2 separate regions of the Homo sapiens genome follow, and region 2 is linked to region 1. A link is a loop called in an ENCODE intact Hi-C map of the cell type or tissue named here. Cell type or tissue: CD14-positive monocyte. All regions are shown on one strand. Each heading gives the region's core, and the rest is flanking DNA. Links, peaks and the distances in the headings are about the cores only.

Region 1 (11,795 bases), core at 2,193-10,192:
ACCATTCAATACTCATCTTTGCTTTTACAGAGATGAGGAGACACTAGTAAAGCTTCTCCAAAGACTTGGAGTCTTTCTATTAACCAATATTTTGACCTAAGCCACTTGGGATACATAAACAGTGAAAGTAACTCAACTGAGAAAGATCTTTTATGAGCCTCCTAGAGTAATCACCCATCTTTTAAAAAGAAACAACATTTCTTGAGATCCCAGGAGGTGTCTGGCACTACACAAAGTGATATGAGCATGAGAGTGCAGAACATAATGTTTGGGAACATAGTGTTCCTCTGGGGACTAAAAAATTAATGCAGATCCAAAACTGTTAAAAAAAAAAAAACACAAGGGTTGGTTGTAATAAATTACAGGAAGACAAAGTGAAAAGCGTAGGGGCAAAAACCCCAAGCATCATGGTAAACTAGGGAGCACAAAAGCAGAATATGATAAGCCAATTAACCTTAGGAGAGTACAGACTCTCAGTAAGGGCAGAATACAAGAGACTTAGCCTTTGAAGGCAATTTTGCAGACTCAGTTACTTGTACACATAGACAATCAATAGATGTTTCTGATGGCCCACTGGCAAATATATACATATATTTGTTTGCTGTAGATGAAGCCCAAGCCATCCTGCATATAATAAAGTATTTAGGAAGAAAATAAGTGGGTTGGCAAACTTTTAATGTACATAACTGGAGACCTAGTTCTGGAAAGCAGCTCTAATGGAAATAGGAGCAATTGGGTTTATAGTTGCTGATTTTTATCAGCAACCAGAAAGTGTGCTAAAAGCTTCATTTGGCCTACTTATAGTTCCCTGGGTAAGTTAGTGGGAAATTTTCACTAGATTATTTGTTATATATCAGGAGAGGAAATACAGCAGTACATGAACACTGTGTCATATAGGTAAGAAGGTATCTTCATAGAAATGTATACTCTAGTCCAGGACAGTGTTGCCCCACCATGGTGATGGAAGATACTTGGTAATGTGGGAACCTGCCTGTTCCTCAGACTGAGCTTTCCCCACCAACCCAGTATACTGTATTTCCTATTTTAACGACTTCAACCCTGCTAACCTATCAATAATAGGGAAGTCAGTCTTATATGTTGATGGTCAGCTTCTAATTTGGTCTCCCTCCTGGCCACTTCAACTTCATTCACTTTTATGCTTAATGCTCCCCTCCCCCCTCCCCTCCCTCCCTCCCTCCCTTCCCCTTTCTCTCTCTCTTTCTCTCTTTCTTTTTCTGAGACAGGGTCTCAGTCGATCTCCCAGGCTGGAGTGCAGTGGCACAAACACAGCTCACAGCAGCCTTGACCTCTCAGGCTCAGGTGATCCTCCCACCTCAGCCTCCCAAGTAGCTAGGACTACAGGTGTGCACCACCATGCCTGGCTAATTTTTTGTATGTTTATTTTTTGGAGATACAGTCTCACTCTGTCCCCCAGGCTGGAGTGCAATGGTACAATCTCAGCTCACTGCAACTTCCACCTCCCAGGTTCCAGCCATTCTCCTGCCTCAGCCTCCCAAGTAGCTGGGACTACAGGTGCACGCTGCCACGCCTGCTAATTTTTTGTATTTTTTAGTAGAGACAGGGTTTCTCCGTGTTGCCCAGGCTGTTCTCAAACTCCTGAGCTCAGGCAATCCACCCTCCTCGGCCTCCCAAAGTGCTGGGATTATAGGCATGAGCCACCATGCCCAGCCAATGCTTCATGTTTTCTAGTGCTATAATCCTATGCTAAGATTTAAAAGGTCTAGAAAATTTTATTCCATTGGAGAAAGGAAGAAATTAGGCAGTCACTTTCACATGAATATCTAATAGGCATCTCAAACCAACATGGTTAGAAGAGTACTCCTGATTCTTTCCCTTAACCTTCTTATATCAAACAACAAGATTTAAACAAATAGTTTTACTTTTTTCATAAACAAGATGTTTGGCAATAGATGATTTCCGGTGTTGACCCAGCTGCTCATCTATACTACCCAGGAATCAGGTAAATTTTTTTTTCTACTTTATCGTACCTCATGTATTGGTCTTTAATCCTCATGTCTTTTGTCTTACAGTCAGAAGATGGCTGCCATAGGTCCAACTATTGCGATGGTATTCCGGACAGCCACATCTATCCCCAGAGGCTTTCACTTAGGGCTTACTAGCCAGAAATGAGTCACCCCTAGCTGCAAAGGAGATGAGGGGATTGAGTATCTAGCAAAAGGGAATGGGATTATTATGACTGAATGACAGCAATCATAATTCATCACTTGAAGCTGGACAAACTGTCATCCTAAACAAAGTCAGGGCTGTGTTAGCAAGGAGGAAGAAAGGAACAGCTATTTGGGAGGGATTTATCAGAGTCTTCTACACTTCTTGTTCCCAGCCAACCTGTCTCACTAAATGGCATCACCATCCACCCAGTGCCCGAGCTGATAACAGAGGACATATCTTTGGTTCCTTTTTCTTATATCTTACATACAAGCCATCGGAAAGTCCCATTGACTCTGCCTTCCACATACACCCCATACACCCAGCGCTCCTCATCTTCACTGCTAGTATCCTAGACCAAGCCGCCATTGTTGGCCTGAATTCCTGTAATTGCTTCCTAAACATCTCTGGACTTCCACCCTTGCTCTCTGCAATTCATTGCCCAAACAGAAAATTACTTCCTTGCTTAAAACTTTCTGAGAGCTTCCCATCTCACTTAAAAATCCAAATTCCTTACCATGGCCAGCCATGCTTAAATGATCTAGGTCCTGTCCACTTGTCCAACTTCATCTTGTACCACTTTTGCATTTGCCACTGAGTTCCAGCCACCTAGGCCCTCTCTCTCTTTCTCAAACTCAAATTTCTTGCCATCTTGAGGATGTCGGAACCTTCTGTTCTCTCCACGTAGAGTGCTCTTCATTCTGATCTTTTCATGACCAGCTCCTCCCTGTCATTGAGATCACTGTTCAAATGTCATCACTTCAGACAGGTCTTCCACAGCCACCCAGTCTAAAATAGCCAGCTTGTCATCTATCACTTCACTCTATTATATTGCTCTGCATTGCTATCACTGTCTAACCTTTCACAGTCTAACACATCATATTTACCTCTTTATGTATCACGTAATGAAAAGTAAGTGTTTCCTCATTTTCCAACTCCCCTACACTAGAATATAAGCTCCATGAGAGCTGGGACCTCATCTGTTGTGTTTGCTGTCGTATTCCTAGCACCCAGATGAAGGCACATGGCAGGTTCTCCTCAAAGATTTCTGAATGATTGAATAAATGAAGGGAAAGATTTTTAAGTAGAAGTATTAAGAATAAAAGTAATATCTGTAACATATTACCAGTATCCTTTAGTTATTATTATTTTTCAAGACAGGGTCTCACTCTGTCACCTAGGCTGGAGTGCAGTGGTGCCATCTCAGCTCACTGCAGCCTCGACCAACCTCCCAGGCTCAGGCAATCCTCCTGCCTCGGCCTCCCAAGTAGCTGTGACCACAGGCACGCACCACCACACCCAGCTATTGTTTATATTTTTTTGTTGAGACAGGGTTTTCCTGTGTTGCCCAGGCTGCTCTCAAACTCCTGGGCTCAAACGATCTGCTAGCCTCAGCCTCCCAAAATATTGGGATTACAGGTGTGAGCCACCATGCCTAGCAGAGTTATTCTTTATAGAGCAAAATTCTTTGCCAGTGAAAGAACATACAATGTGTTGTGCTTTAAGACATCACAATGAATAAGCAACATTAACATCTTCCACCCTACCTCTTTCCTCCTGTGTCCTCCTTTCCAAAGGTAAACATGCCACTTATACCCTAATTGTATCACTCTTTCAGTGCAGTTATCAAATGCCCTCTCCACTGACTTACTTCTCTTTGCCCAATAATATGGTAGCATTTTCTCACTCTTTTCCGAAGGTCTGGGACAATTGAAAAGAAACATCTGGGAAATCTCCCCCCTCCCTCCATTTTTGGCCAGGACTTTAAGAAGGGGGAAACCTAAATATTCTGGGAAGAAGTGAGAAATATTTAGCCTCTGAAACATTTTGCCTTTTTCTTAGGTTTTTCATATTTCTATATATGTTCTTTCCAAAGGCTAAAACCATCTCTACTCCCTTGACCAGAATTTTAGATTTTTCATCAGGCTGTTCTCCAGGTAAAATTACAAGATCAGAAAAATTAATAGATCCTCTTCCTTTCTATGATCCTCTCAGCCTTTTCCAGACCTTTGCAATCCCAAGGTGACCCTCTGTGGGCCCAGGCTTCTGGATCAGTGGTTAGCTGGGCCCATGGACTCAGCCTGTGTTCTAGCCTTTAGTACATCTGGTAGGCCATGGTACATTGAAACCGTGCAGCAAAAACTTGGGAAGTTTGAATCTGTAGTAAAGGCATGGCATGCTAGTGATGCTGATCCACATGCTCCAAAATGCCTGTTTGGCAACATCCTCAAATACTGCCCATAAATAACACACATAGTCCAGCGCGGTGGCTCATGCCTGTAATCCCAACACTTTGGGAGGCCGAGGTGGGCGGATCACTTGAGGCCAGGAGTTCCAGACCAGCCTGGCCAACATGACGAAACCCTGTCTCTACTAAAAACACAAAAATTAGCAGGGCCTGGTGATGCACACCTGTAATCCCAGCTACTTGGAAGGCTGAGGCACAAGAATCACTTCAACCGGGGAGGTGGAGGCTGCAAATCACACCACTGCACTCCAGCCCGGGTGACAGAGTGAGTGAGACTCTGTCTCAAAAATAAATAAATAAATAAAAATAAATAACACACATAGAATCCCTTGGGTTTTGACCTTCTAGACTTGCCTATAGAAAACAAAAGGATTCCCATCTTCAAATATCTTCAGTGAATACATTAAAAATGGGAGTAAATGCCTCTTCTGTATTCACCAAAACCTTAGCCTCTGTCCCTTCTTCACCTGCCATCACCATCTCCTCTACCATACACACCCACACCTAGCTCCAAGCCTCGACAGTACCACTCAGACGTCCATAGACCCTTAAAAACACATGTCCCAAATCAGCCTTGGCAACATTTTAAATCATGCATTAATAAAAATAAAATATGGGGGTGAGTGCCTCCCAAAATATACTATAGTAAGGAAGGGCATGGGGGCTCATGCCCATAATCCCAGCACTTTGGGAGGCCAAGGTGGGAAGATTGCTTGAGGCCAGGAGTTTGAGACCAGCCGGGAAAACATAGCAAGACCCCATCTCTAAAAAAATAAACAAAATTAGCCGGCCACGGTGGCGCACGCCTGTAGTCCTAACTACCCTGGAGGCTGAAGCAAGAAGATTGCTTGAACCCAGGAGTTTGAGGTTGCAGTGAGCTATGATTTTGACACTGCACTCCAGGCCGGGCAACAGAGTGAGAGCCTATCTCTAAAATAATAATAATAATAACAATAATAATAATAATAATTATACACATACATACAGGTATATTAACAAATAAACATATATGTTTAAAAAACACAAAAAAGGGAAGGAAATACAAAATTAAATTCTTTGGTTTAATACTGCTGCTCATCTGTTTCTAGATTGTATCTCAGGTTAACTGAGTAACTATTTCCTTATGGTAAGCAGAGTCCTTAAGATTGCTGCCCAAGATTCCCATCCCCTGGTTATTTTGTGAAACAATAATCTAGGTACAGCTGCAATAGGATTTTGCAGATGTAATTTAAGTTCCAAATTAGTTTACTTTAAAATATGGGGATTATCCCAGAGGGCTTGGCCCAAACCAGTGAGTCCTTTAAAAAAATAGTTTTTTGAGTGGTGGCTCAGGCCTGTAATCCCAGCACTTTGGGAGGCTGAGGCGGTGGATCACCTGAGGTCAGGAGTTCGAGACCAGCCTGGTCAACATGGCGAAACCCCGTCTCTACTAAAAATACAAAAATTAGCTGGGCATGGTGGCACCCACCTGTAGTCCCAGCTACTCAGGAGGCTGAGACAGGAGAATCGCTTGAACCCAGGAGGCAGAGGTTGCAGTGAGCAGAGATCATGCCTTTGCGCTCCAGCCTGGGTGACAGAGCAAGACTCTGTTTCAGAAAAAAAAAAAAAAAAAGTTTTTCTCAGCTGGAAGCAGAAGAGGAAAGTCACAGAGATTCCAGAGGTGAGAAAGATTTAAGGGTGATTGCTGGCTTTGAAGGTGAAGATGGGGGAAAGTGCATGAGAAGGAAAACATGCAAGGCCTCTAGGAGCAGCCAGTGGCTCCTGGTTGACAGCAGGAAAGATAAAAAGGCCTCGGTGTTACAGCCACAAGGAACTCAGTTCCTCCAGCGATCTGAAGGGGCTTGGAAGCAGAGTCTTCCCCCGAGCCCCCACGTAAGAGTCTAGCCTGATGAATACCTTGATTTCTGACTCATTGGGACCCTAAGCAGAGAAACCAGCCAAGCCCACCAGGACTTCTGACCTATAGAACTGCAAAACCTATGGAATAAGTGAAATGTTGTTCCACCTCCCTGAATGTGTGATAATTTGTTACTCAACAGTAGAAAACTAATACACCCCTTCAGTTTTCATATCACCAAATAAAGGTAATAATGTCTGACTATGCCCAAGAAGCGATCGGAAAACAAATATTAATAAGATTTAATTAATATGTTTTAATTTCAACAGAAAAGAAATGTATTACATTATTTCCCAATGTTGTGATTTTTAAATTAATTATAATACCATTGAGGTTCAATCCAGGGCAATTAGACTGTTAAATCCTAGTTAGGTTTGTTTTCTCCGATTCATTGCAGTCACAGGGCAGGGCTAACTTTAGAAGCCTCATCATAAAGGTCTAGAGCATGGAATTGTTGCTGCAGAGGGACATGATTTAACTTGCAGCTTTTTCTTTTTCTTTTTTTTTTTTGAGACGGAGTCTTGTTCTGTTGCCCAGGCTGGAGTGCAGTGGCACAATCTTGGCTCACTGCAACCTTTGCCTCCTGGGTTCAAGCAATTCTCCTGCCTCAGCCTCCCAAGTAGCTAGGGTTACAGGTGCCCACCACCACACCCAGCTAATTTTTTTTTTTTTTTGATACGGAGTCTTGCTCTGTCGCCTAGGCTAGAGTGCAGTGGCGTGATCTCGGCTCACTGCCAGCTCCGCCTCCTGAGTTCACGCCATTCTCCTGCCTCAGCCTCCTGAGTAGCTGGGACTACAGGCACCTGCCACCACGCCTGGCTAATTTTTTGTAGCCAGGATGGTCTCGATCTCCTGACCTTGTGATCGGCCTGCCTTGGCCTCCCAAAGTGCTGGGATTACAGGCATGAGCCACCGCGCCCGGCCTAATGTTTGTATTTTTAATAGAGACGGGGTTCCACCATGTTGGCCAGGCTGGTCTTGAACTCCTGACCTCGTGATCTGCCCGCCTCAGCCTCCCAATGTGCTGGGATTACAGGCGTGAGCCACCGCACCCGGCCTAACTTGCAGCTTTTTCAATTCACAAAACAAAGTACTGCATTTTGTTGATGTTCTATTGGATACTACATCTACATGTCAAATATAAGGATTTTTTTTCTTAGAGATATTTCCCTTTCTAAAAAAAATTGACCTTCAACTTGGGAATACCTGTTGAAATTTGGCAAGCTATTCCTGATCCCTGATCTTGAGAAAATTATGAAAAGAAGAAGCAAAAGATGATCATACCTATTTTAATAAAATTGATCACTAAAATAAAAGAAAACCCCAAAGCTGGGCAAGAATGTTCTGACTACATATTCATTCCCCAAGTAGACCAAGATTCGATGGTGCTGAGCCTGCTAACCCAGACTTATCCTCCTGAGAACAGGTAACCAGGAAGTACTTGGATGAACATCAACCCAGGCCAGATCTAGTTTAAACAAGGCGGTCTGGGGAAGAGATTGTATACAGAGTGAGAACATTCCAATTTAGGAAGTAGACTTTATATACAGGATGAGGAGATGCAAGAAGTATAGCTTGGTAGTTAAAGCTGTATTGGTCCTAGGTAAGTGACTTAAATTCCCCAAGACTCAGTTTTCTCATGTCTAAATCAAGATAGTTTTTCAGTGTTCTTCGCCCAGGGCCCAGGACATGGAGTCATCAATAAATGAGGGCTATGTTAGGATCCAGCAATCTCTGGTGGCTAGACCCAAGCATCATGTTCAAAGCAAAAGACTGCAGGCCAGTGTTCAGGCTAGAAGTCTAAAGCAAGTCTTCCCTTAGGACAGGGAGAGACAGAGAGAGTGGGAAAGGCTATGAGAAGCCGACTCTCCAGGCAGGAGCAGGGCACTTATTAGATTCACAGAAGGAAGGACCTACAGACAAATATTCACAAATAAATATCTCTTTCTAAAATAATCCAATTTTCTGGCCCAATCAGTTGACAATGACTTGGCCACTGAAGATCATATTTTTCCAACATGGTCCGTTTTCTTGGCTTTCCTAAGTCATTAATTATGACCATGTTTTCCCAAATGTGGAAATTCCCCTTGTGCAGATGCAGCCGCTGCTGGCCAACCCTCCTTTCCTGAGAAGTCACCGCAGCACAAAAATATTTTTGTTTTCCCCAATTGCCCACAGGGAAAATTTCCTCACTCTTTTTTTCCTCCTCCCTTAAAATCCTCTGGCAATTTCCAGGAATCTAAGTAAACCAGAATTACTTAGATCATGAAGGGCCTTTTAGATGTTCTACTTCTAACATGACAAAAAAGAATCTGAAATTTAAATTCAATTATTATTAAACCAATCCCAAGAGTTCCTTTTAATAAATGAAGGCAATGCCACTGAAATCAAAATACCTCCCACTCCTGCCTAAAAATACAGTGCTCGGACTTGGGAGTTTAAATTATAAACAGTGGTAGCCAAAGTGATTAGATATCTGAATCAAATAACATTATGTGAAATGTGCTTCATACATGGTAAAGCCCTCTACAAATGTAAGCATTTTGCACCAACGTGGGCACAGTATACGACATAGATGATTATTCAAATCGTAAATTTGTATTCAAATTTGTTAGATGAATTACCCCAGTTACCTTGTTCATCCTGTGGGTTTACCAAGGTGCCTTGTACAGGGCTGACGACAGTGGAGGACTCCAGGAGATACTTTATTCTTTTCAGAACATTCATCAAGAAACATTTCTGCGCCAGAAACTAAATTTAGTTGGTGGGGAAGAGGTGGTAGAGCAATGAATCAGACTGGGTCTCTGCCTTCAAGATCTTTAAAATCTAGTAAAGAAATCATGATCTCCACACTAGCCCAGTGATTTTAACCAGGGACACTCTCTCCCCTCCACTCCACCATGGGGACATTTGACAATGTCTGGAGACGTTTGTGATGATCAAAACTGGAAGTGGAGGTACTACTGGCATCTAATGGAAAGAGGCAAGTGCTGCTGTTGAACATCCTATAATGCCCAGGACAGTCCCCCAGAACAAAGAATGATCTGGTCTAAAATGTCAGTGCCAGGGAGCCGCGGTGGCTCAGGCCTGTTGTCCTGGCGCATAAGGAGGTGAGGCTATGCATTCGAGGCCAGCCTGGGCAACATAGAAACCTCTAATCTATATAACAACAACAACAACAATTAAAAAATTTGGCAGGGCATGGTGGCTCAAGCCTGTAATCCCAGCATATTGAGAGGCCGAGGCTGGCAGATCAGAAGGTCAGGAGATCAAGACCATCCTGGCCAACATGGTGAAACCCCTGTCTCTACTAAAATACAAAAAATTAGCCGGGCATGGTGAATCGCTTGAACTCGGGAGGCAGAGGTTGCAGTGAGCTGAGATCACATCACTGCTCTCCAGCCTGGTGACAGAGCAAGACAACATCTCAAAAAAAAAAAAAAAAAAAAAAAAAAAAAAAAGTCAATAGTGCCAAAGTGGAGAAACCCCGAAAAAGATATATTAGTTAGAGCAAAACACTGATTGATTAACTAATTTCTTGACTAGTGTTGTTCCACATGGCAAATGACTTTCACCCGCAGACCCTAGTCATTTTAAATTTGTGCCTGTAACCTATTACAAGTGTTAAGTATCTTTTGAATACATAAGTACATTTAGACAGGTGCTGAATAAAGCATAAGATAAAGTGTCACCAGGCAAAATGAATGATAATTTAGAGTGAATTGTTAACCCAAAAGGACAAAAATTTTCTAGCTTGATGCCAAGCATATAGTAACTGCTCAGTGAACAGGAACTGAACATATTCAGATAACTTAGCAACACTCATTTGTCAGAAGCTAAAAGAAGAGTCATATCATTAAGGCACTCCTAGTAGTCATACAAACAGTGGTAGCCAAAATGATTAGTGTTGTGTCTGAATCAAATAGCATTATGTGAAATTTGCTTTATACGTAGTAAAGCCCTAAACAAATGCAGGCATTTGGCACCAAAGTAGATACAGTATACAAGACGGATGATGATTCTAATTGTAAAAATGTGTTAGATGAATTACCCAGTAACCTTATTCATTTTATGAGTTTACCAAGGTGCCTAGAAGTAGTAGCCTTCTTCTTGGAAATTCTTCACTATAGACTGCTAAGAATTGCATATTGTACCATGAAGAGATATGATCATGTAGTTTTATATTATAGCATTCAAAATTTTCACTAATTCAAGTTGGTGCTTCCTCAGTATGCCTTAGTGAATGCTAACGAAGTGTGAAGTTTCAAACATTAAAAAATTGAAGTGGGGCCGGGCATGGTGGCTCACGCCTATAATCCCAGCACTTTGGGAGGCCGAGGCAGGTGGATTACCTGAGGTCAGGAATTTGAGACCAGCCTGGACAACATGGTGAAACCCTGTTTCTACTAAAAATACAAAAGTTAGCCAGGTGTGGTGGTGGGTGCCTGTAATCCCAGCTGCTCAGGAGGCTGAGGCATGAGAATAGCTTGAATTCAGGAGGCGAAGGTTGCAGTGAGCTGAGATGGCACCGCTGTACATCAGCCTGGGCAACAGAGCAAGACTCTGTCTCCAAAAAAAAGAGGTGGCCACCTCATGAATTTAGGGAAGGAGGAAGTAGTGTTTTGGAAGTAGGGCTTTAACTCCTTTACATACAACGTGGCTTCTCGTTAAATACAATAACAGTAAAACAAAGTAGCAGTGGCACTGGCTTTAATCTATTGCTTGATACACATAAGCATCAATAGTAAGAGAATAGTTAAGTGCCACTCTTAGTTAAGGATCAATTAAAAGTAAAATTCTATCTTTAAATTAGAACACGTCAGTGGAAAAATATGATTTAATTTACTAAAATTATTTGCACTTTAGTTTTTCAGGAAAAATGGTCAGGTAGTCCAATGTGCTAATACTTTGAGATAAACAGAGCCATTGCATGGAAAATCTGTACTTTTGATTAAGTAATTATCTTCAATTTTGATATAATGGTTACCAAGGAAATATTGGCTTTCTTCTTCCACCTATTTGACCCATATTTTCTCAATGTAAATTGGTGACTAAGTCAGGAAATGGCATCTAATTTTGTATTAGCATTAGTCAAATGCAAGTAAGGGGGAGCTACCATACACATTTTAAAAAGAATGAATAATCTGCCATTTGCATAATCAGTATCAATGTCTGTTGAATTTAACACAGGTAATGTTCTTGATTTTTGCAACATAAAGGACCAAAGTTTTCTTTGAGTTTGAAAATTTCTACTTAAACTTTTTGCCCAAATATGAGTTTAATGAAGTTTGTTTAGGAGTGAGGAAGGGGAATTTTACTCTTTCCTTTTCATAAAGAAATAATTAAATAAATAAAAATGACTTCACCTCAGTAAGAGAAGGAATCTCAGGGTGGGAGTTTCTTAACAAATAACTGGGGTTAAAAGTAACACATTAGGTCAGGTGCAGTGGCACGCCCTGTAGT
Region 2 (11,795 bases), core at 2,425-10,424, 59 kb before region 1:
TGAATGAATATAAATAAATAAATAATTGAATTAAATAGTGAGCAAATGAAAGAATCAATGAATGATTATCCTAAAAAGAAGCTGGTTTTTACAGAGGAGGAAAGACCCCAGTTAAAAGAAAAAAAAAAGGTGATTCAAGGTTATCCATTTTTTAAAATAAGCTATTTATATAAATATTACTATTATAATTAACATTTTGCATTAACATTTATTTAGAACCTTTCTCTCCCATAAGCTCCATGAAGGTAGGGACCTTATATCTATTATTCTTTGCTCTGACTCCAGCATTTAGCACACTGTCTGGCTCATATTAGGTACTCAACAATTATTTTGGAATGAACAAATGGAAAAGAAATGAATAAATAGATGAATGAAGATTGCACCCTTAACCCAATAATTCACATCCTAAGTGCATAACTTGGATTATAATAGGAAAGCATAGATGGACCAGTGAAAAGTTACCACCATAGGCTGGGCACGGTGGCTCAGGCCTATAATCCCAGTATTTTGGGAGGCCAAGCCGGGTGGATGACCTGAGGTCAGGAGTTCGAGACAAGCCTGGCCAACATGGTGAAACCCTGTCTCTACTAAAAACACAAAACTTAGCTGGGCATGGTAGCACATCTGTAATCCCAGCTACTTGGGAGGCTGAGGCAGGAGAATTGCTTGAAACTGGGAGGCAGAGGTTACAGTGAGCCAAGATTGTGCCACTGCACTCCAGCCTGGGCAACAAAGTGAGATCTTGTCTCAAAAAATAAAAATAAAAATAGGCCGGGTGCATGGCTCATGCCTGTAATCCCAGCACTTTGAGAGGCCGAGGCGGGTGGATCATGAAGTCGGGAGATCGAGACCATCCTGGCTAACATGGTGATACCCTGTCTCTACTAAAAATACAAAAAATTAGCTGGGTGTGGTGGCAATGCCTGTAGTCCCAGCTACTCGGGAGGCTGAGGCAGGAGAATTGCTTGAACCTGGGAAGCGGAGGTTGCAGTGAGCTCGGATCATGCCACTGCACTCCAGCCTGGATGACAGAGCAAGACTCCATCTCAAAAAATAAATAAAATAAAATAAAATAAAAAGAAAAAGAAAAGAAAAGTTACCTCCATAACTAGAAAAATGGCACAAAGTGCATGTCAGAACCTTACCAGTGTTCCCTTGTACATCATCCTCTTTATATGAGATGATAACAAACATTATTTGAGGAAGCTAAAATCTCAATGGGAATGCTAGCCTGTGAGTAAATGAGGACAAATGGATGTCTCTAAAATAGCTGAACTATGAAATAGCCTTTGTAAATTGGTTAATGAGAGAAACAGGAAGAAAGAGTGCAAACAGTAACGGAGTCATGACAACCGTGAAAAATACATTGATCGAGAAAAGACGAAAACATTTAAAAATATTTTATGAAGACATATTGCAATGAGCTAAATGTTTATGTCTCCCCCACATTTATATGTTAAAACTTAACCCCTAAGGTGATGAAATTATGCAGTGGAGCCTTTGAGAAGTGATTAGGTCATGAGGGCAGAACCCCCAGGAATGGGATAAATGCATGCCCTCATAAAAGAGACCCCAGAGAGCTAGCTTGCCCGTTCCACCATGTGAGGACACAACAAGAAGACGCCCTCTATGAACTAGAAGGCAGGCCCTCACCAGATGTCAAATCTGCTGATGACCTGATCTTGGACTTTACAGCCTCTAGAACTGTGGGCAATACATTTCTGTTGTTTACGAGTTACCCAGTTTATAGTTTTTTGGGATAGCAACACAAACTGACTAAAACAGATATGAAGACAGTTTTTCAAATGTTTATAACACATTTATTCTTTTCATAGGTCCCATGTGAGAAAGTTTGGTTTAGATATGCCACATGGCTTTGGGCAGATGACTTGCCAGATTTTGTAATGAGAACCATCTGATGAGAAGAGCAACATGCAAGTGTGTTCGCAACTTACAATCAGCATGTCTGCATGGGCTTGGTCCAGGTATCTTGGAACTCTGGAAAGTCCTATGTGTGAACAAGTTAAGTTCCAGTTTGGACTGATTTGTGGTAATAGTGAGCTTGAGGGATGGACTTTTTCCAGAAACTGACCGAGACATTAATGGTAGGTTTGGTCATTAAATAAACTGAAAATAAGTTAGCATATTTATTTTCCACATCTTTGACGACATACAAGAACAGCACTGTCTGCCTGCTCTAAGGAGCTCTCTGTTTTTCCATGTGGCAGAAACTGCTGTGAGCTGAGCATGGAGCTAGACTGTACTTCCTAGCCTCTCTCAACATGTAGGGCCATTGACTGAGCTCAGTCAAAGGCATGTGAAAGTGATGGGTGCCAGTTCCAGATCTGGCCCATAACAGTCCTCCTGTGCAGTTATCTGCAGGCTCTCTTTTCCACTGGCTGGATGGAAAGGACTCTGGGAACCCCACGGAAGACAGAGCCCCAAGATGGAAGAAGGTTATATGCTTGAATTACTGCATAGAATCAAATCACCACATTCCACACACCTCCACCTCTACCAATCCGTATTGGACCTTGACAAGAACAATATTTGCATGGGGTCAAACCATTGAAATTTGGAGGTCATTTCTTATAACAATTAGCCTATCTGACCAATACAACCCCTTTGCCCAACTTTCCTCTTGGTCACAAGTAGAAAGAAAGACTAGAGTAAATTTCTGGAGTCTCAGTGCATGGCTTCAGAGGATCTAGACAAAAGAAGGCATCAGCAGCCAAGCTCAACATCAAGGAATTTTGCAGGATTCTGGAGTGAATTTTAAAGCCTTAGAAATTCCCACAGAGCTGAAGCCATGTATCTCCTTATCTCACTGTCTCCTCTGGACATTTTTATATTCTTGGGAGAACAGTGAATAACCATCTCCAAACTAGTTCTCGTGTGAAACCCAACCCAGCCTATGTGATTTATTTAATATGTTTGGAGTCTAGTCAATACCACACTTAAACCTGTCTTGTTTTTGTCTTTTGTTAAACATGGTAATTAAAAAGAAGAAAAAAAACTGGTAAGAAACTTTGTGTTTAGAGGTACGTAATATTTTTTAAATTATTATAAAATGTTGTGGTTGAGCACAATACTAATAGGCAATTATGGAGAACCCAAATGCTGTGGTGAAAATGAAGTCTTTGGGTGTTTGCCTGAAGATGTTATTGGGAAACTATTGTTTACTTACCAGACTTTGAAAATTAAGTCTTTCTTCAAGTAGCCTCTGGGTATTAAGGACAATAAATAAAGATATGCTGACTGAAAACATTTAAAAAACAACTTGTTACAGCCCTTAAAATAATAAGGGATAAATTCAGCTTAAAACAGAATATTCCAAATTCATCTGACCTGCCCAACAGAACACCAAGATTAAAAAGCTGGAATCTACTGGTCAACTCTCTAAAGATGTCCCACCAAATGAAGTTTAGCAGGGGCCTGGGACCACAGTTCTAGTAAATGCTAGATAGCTTCTGGCTGTTCATTGTAAACCTGAGCCCACTTATGGAAGGGCAACAACCTTATCTTCCTATCCTGGGGGTGTTTACAGAGAGAGAAGAACTTGGAAATAGTCAGGACCCTGGTGGAGGGAAGAGGTAAGAGATGTTGAAGAAAGTCTCATTTATTTATATGTATATTTATTTATTTATTTATTTATTTTTGAGATGGAGTCTTGCTTGTTGCCCAGGCTAGAGTGCAGTGGTGGGATCTTGGCTCACGCAACCTCCATCCTTAGGGTTCAAGCAATTCTCCTGCTGTAGCCTCCCAAGTAGCTGGGACTACAGGTGTGCACCACTATGCCTGGCTAATTTTTGTAATTTTAGTAGAGATGGGGTTTCACCATGTTGGCCAAGCTGGTCTCAAACTCCTGACCTCAAGTGATCTGCCTGCCTCGGCCTCCCAAAGTGCTAGGATTACAGGCGTGAGCTACCACGCCCAGCCGGAAAGTCTCATTTCTTAGAAGAGTCCCTGTGAGGCTGAGATGAGAGAGGTTGACTTAGGATAGTACTTTTCTCTTTGGGAAAAAAAAAATTCTATTGCCTCATTTTCAAGGGGCTTAAACTAAGCTTGTGTGATCTTCCAACTTTCCACAAACTTTCCTTCTATCCTTTTTCCCCAAGACACTCTAGTCCTTTTTCTTTCCACCTAAAATGCTAAGTTTCCATAAACTTGCAGACCTGGTACTTCTGAGACAATCACCTAGGAATCAAGCAGAGGAATAGGCAAGCTTAAGAAAATGGAGGTAAGGCATTAGTTCCCATGGGAAACTATGGAAACTGAGTCAGGGAACTGAGTGTCTCCCTCAAGACAGGGTCTGTTCATCAACACAAAGGATGTGGGACTTCCTTGTACATCCCCTAGTCAGAGCCCTTAGACTAGACAGTTCTTGAGGGAGACCTGTGTGGCCATGTAGAACTATGTTACGTGAGTGCTTCCCAACCTCTTCTCTCAGTGATCAGATTCGTTGTTCCCCCAAGAGCTGTATGCTTTGAAAAAACTTTTATCTACCAAATAAATTACATTTACAAAGAAAACATAGTAAGTATTTATTGTGTATTAGGTATTGTATGAATGAGTGTCTTACACATATTATCTAGAATTCTCACAGTAGGCTGCAAAATAGTAATTATTGTCCCATTTTACAAATGAGTACATTGGTTGAGAGATGTTAAGTAAATTGCCCACAACTATTGCAAGAAACAAAATTCTGGTTGTGGTAGACAGCCTCACCTCTCTACCATATTCTTTCCAGTATACTCTCTTTATTCTATAGACAACACACACAACCAATTTGATTTTTTTTTTTTTTTTTTTTTTTGAGATGCAGTCTTGCTCTGTTGCCCAGGCTGGAGTGTAGTGGCATGACCTCGGCTCACTGCAAACTCTGCCTCCCAGGTTCAAGCGATTCTCGTGCCTCAGCCTCCCAAGCAGCTGGGACTACAGGTGCACACCACCATGTCTGGCTAATTTTTGTGTTGTTAGTAGAGATAGGGTTTCGCCATGTTGATCAGGCTGGTCTCAGACTCCTGGCCTCATGTGATCCACTGGCCTTGGCCTCCCAAAATGTTGGGATTACAGGCATGAGCCACAGAACTTCTGAATATGAGATGAAGTCTTCACAATGAGTTGGTGCTGCATGACCTCCCCTACCTCTCAGGCCCCCACTCTCCCCAAAAAGGAAAGAAACTTTCCATTATTTTAGTTAACTTGGTCAGGCTTTATTGAGGGTAAATATACAATATCTTCCAGGCTTTTTTTGAAGTACTAGACATAGTTGAAGCAATGCCATTACTATCCTGTAGAACTAGGAGAGCCTGGAGAACCTGGAACGGAAGCTGGGTAGGAGGGAATTCACATAGACCCAGCCACAGCCCCTCCTCCGCTGGGATTCTTACACTCCTTTGATTCTATTGAGTGTTCAGTAACAAACCCTGGGCTGATGTGAAGCAGGAGAATTTTTCTGGAACATAGCATTTGGTAGGCATCGGGGAATCAGGGAAGCATGCCAGCCTAGGCTGTGGAGTGGCAAAAGGAGGAAATGAAAGAAGAGTGGGTGGGGAGAAAGAGGCCGAAGGAGCAAGGCAGAAGAAGAAAGACGTAAGAGAGAAGAAAGAAAGAAGGGGGCTGTGCATAAAGAGGAAGAAAAGAGAACAGGATGGATGACTATACTGTTTGGCCTTGCAAACTACCATGGGGTCTTTGTCACCAAACATAAAGTAATTCCCAGTGGTGGTGAGAGACATGTGTGCCTAAGTCCCCTGGGAGGGCTATTGTTGAAGCATTATTTCGTCAAAGGTACTTTTGCCCCCTCCTTACCCAAGTGAAGTCAGAATCTTTAAAAATTACAGAACAGGACAGGCGCGGTGGCTCACGCCTGTAATCCCAGCACTTTGGGAGGCTGAAGCAGGTGGATTACCTGAGGTCAGGAGTTCAAGGCCAGCCTGGCCACATGGTGAAACCCCGTCTCTACTAAAAATACAAAAAAATTAGCCAGACATGGTGGTGGGTACCTGTAATCCCAGCTACTCGGGAGGCTGAGGCAGGAGAATTGCTTGAACCCGGGAGACGGAGGTTGCAGTGAGCCGAGATTGCACCACTGCACTACAGCCTGGGTGACAGAGTAAGACTCTGTCTCAAAAAAAACAAAAAAAATTACCGAATAAGTGGAGAAAATGTATTTTACTAATTCCAGTTGCAAAACAAAAAGTGTTAGTCTAGTATCCTAAGGTTAGAGTCTGTCCTGCTAAGGCAGAAAATTCACAACTTCTCTAGCTGAACAACAGAACTGCAAAAACAAAAAACAAACACGAATAAGCAATAATAACTAAAAAGAAAAAAAACCCAAAAACCCTCCGGGGACCCAAAAATATAGGGCAACCTTGGGCAGAGTTTACCTGATGTGGGTATTTAATTGCTATAAAACAAAAGTGTATATATGGATATTAAAAATAACTCATTTTCCTTAGAAACCCAAATTCTTACTTTTGAAAATGAAACTATTCAAAATTAGTTCCTTATATTTCCCTGGGTCACTTATTCAGTGTATAGTAGCTAAAAGACAAGAGGTAAGCATCAAACATAGAGGACAGATGCATAGTTTTTCCTTACTCTAAATTTAAATGATATTCAAGAAACATCTTAAGATTTGTTTGTTCTGCATCTGAAATAGATGCTCTTCCTTAATTTTTTATTCGGTAATCTAAAGTGATTTGTCTGAAGTTAGGGGAGGAGTGGAGGGCAGGGCTATTTTAAAATGCCATAAAAGATTCTCCTGTATCTGAATTCCCAAAGTGTTCTGTCTTTAGTAAGTGTTAGCAAAAAGATCTATTTGTCTATGGCTAAATTCTGGCTCACTACCAATTTCAGAGTACCTTCTTACTGGGCCCAGAGAAAGAACAGTCTCTGCTAGACCTCATATTCCAGAAATTTTTGCCCTGATGGAACACTCTGGGAGATAAACTTGAACTCCTGTGTCTACTCCATACAGAAGGAAAAGCCTCTGTCTTTATCTTCTTATCCTTTATACAGGATAAAGGCTATATCCTGGGTGCCAGGCAACTCCTCAGAGTCCCTTTATCTGAACAGGTAAAGTGGGGACAACCATTTCTTGAAAGTGCAATCAGGCTGGGCGTGGTGGCTCACACCTGTAATCCCAGCACTTTGAGAGGCCAAGGCAGGTGGATCACGTGAGGTCAGGAGTTTGAGACCAGCCTGGCCAACATGGTGAAACCCTGTCTCTACTAAAAATACAAAAATTAGCTGGGCATGGTGGCACACACCTGTAGTCCCCAGTACTTGGGGCTGAGGTAGGAGAATCGCTTGAACCCGGGAGGCAGAGGTTGCAGTGAGCCGAGATCGTGCCACTGCACTCCAGCCTGGGCTACAAAGTGAGACTCAGTCTCAAAAAAAAAAAAAAGTGCAATCATCAGTTCTTCATTTTAAGAAACTTATTATATATGTATATTTTGAGACAGGGTCTAGCTCTATTGCCCAGGCTGGAGTGCACTGGCATAATCATGGGTCACTGCAGCCTCAATCTCCCAGGCTCGAGCAGTCTTCCCACCTCAGCCTCCCAAGTAGCTGGGACTACAGGCATATGCCACCACACCCAGCTAATTTTATTATTATTATTATTATTATTATTAATAATTGTAGAGATGAGGTCTCACTATATTGTCCAGGCTGGTCTTGAACTTCTGGGCTAAAGTAATCCTGTCTCGGCCTCCCAAAGTGCTGGGAGTACAGGCATGAGCCACCATGCCCGGTCTTAAAAACTTACTTTCAACAGGCATATTGTCACCTTAACCCAGTAATCGGTATTGGCCTCATCAATACCAGGACAACCAGACATTATGTACAGCCTAATATGAGGCAGTAGGAAGTCCACAGCATTACCTGTGAAGAATTCTTACCAAAACGTTTCACTCTTATCAAGCCTTTAGGTCTAACTTTCTTTTTATAAGAAACGCAGAGAACAGAAGTACAAGTTTAAGAACATGATAAAGAAGCAATCAGACAAAGTAGAACATTCTGTAGAACAACTGCCCCAGAATCATCAAGACATCAATGTCATGAAAAAAAAATGTATGTGAGTGTGGAGAAAGGAGACAGTTCTAAATAAAGAGCCTTAAGAAACATAATAACCAGGCTGGGGGTGGTGGCTCATGCCTGTAATCCCAGCACTTTGGGAGGCCGAGGTGGGCGGATCACGAGGTCAGATGGAGACCATCCTGGCCAACGTGGTGAAACCCCGTCTCTACTAAAAATACAAAAATTAGCTAGGTGTGGTGGTGCATGCCTGCAGTCCCAGCTACTTGGGAGGCTGAGGGAGGAGAATCGCTTGAACCCAGGAGGTGGAGGTTGCAGTGAGCGGAGATCGCACCACTGCATTCCAGCCTGGGCCACAGAGCGGGACTCTATCTCAAAAAAGAAAAGAAAAGAAAAGAAAAAAAAACATAATAACAAAATGAAATAGTGGATCTTGTTTGAATTAACCAGAATTAAAGACATTTTGGAGGAGGGGGTAGTGGGGAGTTATTCTTTTCTTTTATTTTTGAGACGGAGTCTCGCTCTGTCGCCCAGGCTGGAGTGCAGTGGCACAATCTCGGCTCACTGCATCCTCTGCCTCCCGGGTTCAAGCCATTCTCCTGCCTCAGCCTCCCAAGTAGCTGGTACTACAGTCGCACGCCACCACGACCAGCTAATTTTTTTGTATTTTTTAGTAGAGACAGGGTTTCACCATGTTGGCCAGGATGGTCTCGATCTCTTGACCTCGTGATTTGCCCACCTCAGCCTCCCAAAGTGCTGGGATTACAGGCGTGAGCCACTGTGCCCAGCCGAGTTATTCTTTAAAAAAAAATCTTTTTTTAGGTTCCAGGATTTGTTATATAGGTAAATTGCATGTTGTAGGGTTTGTTGTACAAATTATTTCATCACCCAGATAATACGCATAGTACCCAATAGGTAGTTCTTCTGTTACCTCCCTTCTCCCACCCTCCACACTCCAGTAGGTCCTCATGTCTGCTGTTCTCTTTTTTGTGTCTATATGTACTCATACTTATAAGTGAGAACATGTGGTATTTAGTTTTCTGTTCCTATGTTATTAATAGTTCGCTTAGTACTATGGCCTCTAGCTCCATCCACATTGCTGCAAAGGACATGATCTTTTGTTTTTATGGCTGCATAGTATTCCATAGTGTAGATGTACCACATTTTCTTTATTCAGTCTACCACTGATGGGCATTTAGCTTGATTCCATGACTTTGCTGCTATTGTGAATAGTGCTTCAGTGAACATATGCATGCATGTGTCATTATGGCAGAATGATTTATATTCCTTTGAGTATACACCCAATAATGGAATTGCTGGGTGGAATGGTACTTCTGTTTTCAGTTCTTTGAGAAATCACCACACTGCTTTCCACAATGGGTGAACTAATTTACATTCCCACCACCAATGTATAAGTGTTGCCTTTTCTCTACAACCTCACCACCATGTTATTTTTTGACTTTTTAATAGTAGCCATTGTGACTGGTGTGAGATGGGGTCTCATTGTGGTTTTAATTTGCGTTTCTCTAATAGTTAGTGACGCTGAGCATTTTTTCATATGCTTATTGGCTACATGTGTGTCTTCTTTTGAAAAGTGTCTGTTCATTTCCTTTGCCCACTTTTTTATGGGGCTGGTTGTTTTTTGCTTGTTAATTTGTTTAAGTCTCTTACAGCTTCTGGATATTAGACCTTTGCCGGATGCATAGTTTGCAAATACTTTCTCTCATTCTGTAGGTTGTCTGTTTACTTGGTTGATAGTTTCTTTTGCTGTGCAGAAACTGTTTAGCTTAATTAGATCCCATTTGTCAATTTTTGTTTTTGTTGCAATTGCTTTTGGCATCTTTGTCACAAAATTTTTGCCAGGGCCTATGTCCAAAATGGTATTTCCTAGGTTATCTTCCAGGGTTTTTATAGTTTTATGTTTTACATTTAAATCTTTAATCCATCTTGAGTTGATTTTTGTATACAATATAAAGAAGGAGTCCAGCTTCAATCTTCTGCATGTGGCTAGCCAGTTATCCCAGCACTATTTATTGAACAGGGAATCCTTTCCCCATTGCATGTTTTTGTTGACTTTGTCAAACATCAGATGGTTGTAGGTGTGCAGCTTTCTAGGCTATCTATTCTGTTCCATTGGTCTATGTGTCTGTTTTTGTACCAGTATCATGCTGTTTTGGTTATTGTAGCCCTCTCTATTCTGTTTCACTCCTCATGTGTCTGTTTTTGTACCAGTACCATGCTGTTTTGGTTACAGGTAACGTGATGCCTCCAGCTTTGTTCTTTTTGCATAGGATTGCCCTGGCTATTCAAGCTCTTTTTTGGTTCCATATGAATTTTAAAAGCTTTTTCTAATTCTGTGAAGAATGATAGGAATAGCATGGACTCTGTAAATTGCTCTGGGCAGTGTGGCCATTTTAATGGTATTGATTTTTTCTATCCATGAGCATGGAATGTTTTTTCATTTGTGTCATCTCTGACTTCTTTGATCAGTGTTTTATAATTCTCATTGTAGTCATCTCCCTGGCTAGCTGTATTCCTAGGTATTTTATTCTTTTTGTGGCTATTGTGAATGGGATTGCATTCTTGATTTGGCTCTCAGCTTGGATGTTGGAATATAAAAATGCTGCTGATTTTTCTTTGGGAGGCTGAGGTGGATGGATTGCTTGAGCTCAGGAGTTCAAGACCAGCCTGGGCAACACAGTGAAACCCCATCTCTACTAAAATACAAAAAAAATTAGCCAGGCATGGTGGCGTGTGCCTGTAGTCTCAGCTACTTGGGAGGCTGGGGCAGAATTGCTTGAGCTCGGGAGGCAGAGGTTGCAGTGAGCTGAGATCGTGCCACTGTACTCCAGCCTGGGCGACACAGTAAGACCCCGTCTCTTAAAAAAAAAAAAATGCTGCTGATTTCTGTACATTGTTTTGTATCCTGAAACTTTGCTGAGGTTATTTATCAGATCTAGAGATCTAGGAGCTTTTGGGCAGACACTATGGGGTTTTATAGATATAGAATTATATTGTCTACAAAGAGCAATAATTTGACTTCCTCTTTTCCTATTTGGATGCCTTTTATTTCTTTCTCTTGCCTGACTGCTCTGGCTAGGACTTCCAGGAGTTATTCTTAATGAGTGTAGAGTTTCTGTTTGGAATAATAAAAAAGTTCTGGAAATAGTGGTGATGCTTTCACAATATTGTGAATGTACTTAATGCCATTAAATTGTACACTTAAAAATGATTAAAATGATAAATTTTACATTATATATATTTTACTACAATAAAAAACCATTTGGGGGACAAAAGGGGAAATTTTTAATGTAGATGAGTATTTGATTCTCTTGAATTATGTGAACCTTATTAAAGTTTGATAATGAAATTGTTTAGCTAACAAAAATGTGCTTATGTTTTAGAGGTGAATGTTAAAGTATTTAGGGGTGATATATTAATATAAGTATACATATCTACAGATAGATAGATATGTATACACATACTACTTTACCTCAGAAAAATAAAAAGGAAAAGGAAAGATGAAGAATATGTGGCAAAATTTTAGCAACTGTTTGATCTAGGAGACAGATATTGGGTATCCATTATACTATTCTATTCTGTCTCCATTTCTGAGTACACTGGGCTTATGCAAGAAAGAGGGAACTGTGAATAAATCCCTCTATACAATCCACCCTGTGAATGGAATTCTTAACTGGCCACATGAGTTTCCCAGAGGTGATGCACTCTGGAAGGCCAGACTTTCTAAT

Evidence for each region. A loop is a pair of places that touch in the nucleus more often than their neighbours do. Peaks named below come from ENCODE experiments on the same cell type or tissue, not always from the same donor. Only the 100,000 strongest peaks of a DNase experiment are listed, where the experiment ranks them.
Region 2: a loop joins it to region 1, with 2.0 times the contacts of the local background. A loop is called at or near these places in 2 of 110 quality-filtered maps.

The regions. Positions count from the first base shown.
Region 1 is chr7:131,200,145-131,211,939 of GRCh38, reverse strand. It overlaps a transcript of MKLN1 not described here. Among named protein-coding and RNA genes, the nearest start is that of LINC-PINT, 96 kb to the right of the region's middle. RefSeq lists a cis regulatory region at 8,311 and an enhancer at 8,239-8,383. In CD14-positive monocyte, for the core only: no CTCF peak of the experiment used is centred there; no DNase peak of the experiment used is centred there.
Region 2 is chr7:131,259,195-131,270,989 of GRCh38, reverse strand. It overlaps a transcript of MKLN1 not described here. Among named protein-coding and RNA genes, the nearest start is that of MKLN1-AS, 63 kb to the left of the region's middle. In CD14-positive monocyte, for the core only: no CTCF peak of the experiment used is centred there; a DNase peak (open chromatin) is centred at 5,549; H3K4me3 peaks cover 638 bases; H3K27ac peaks cover 524 bases.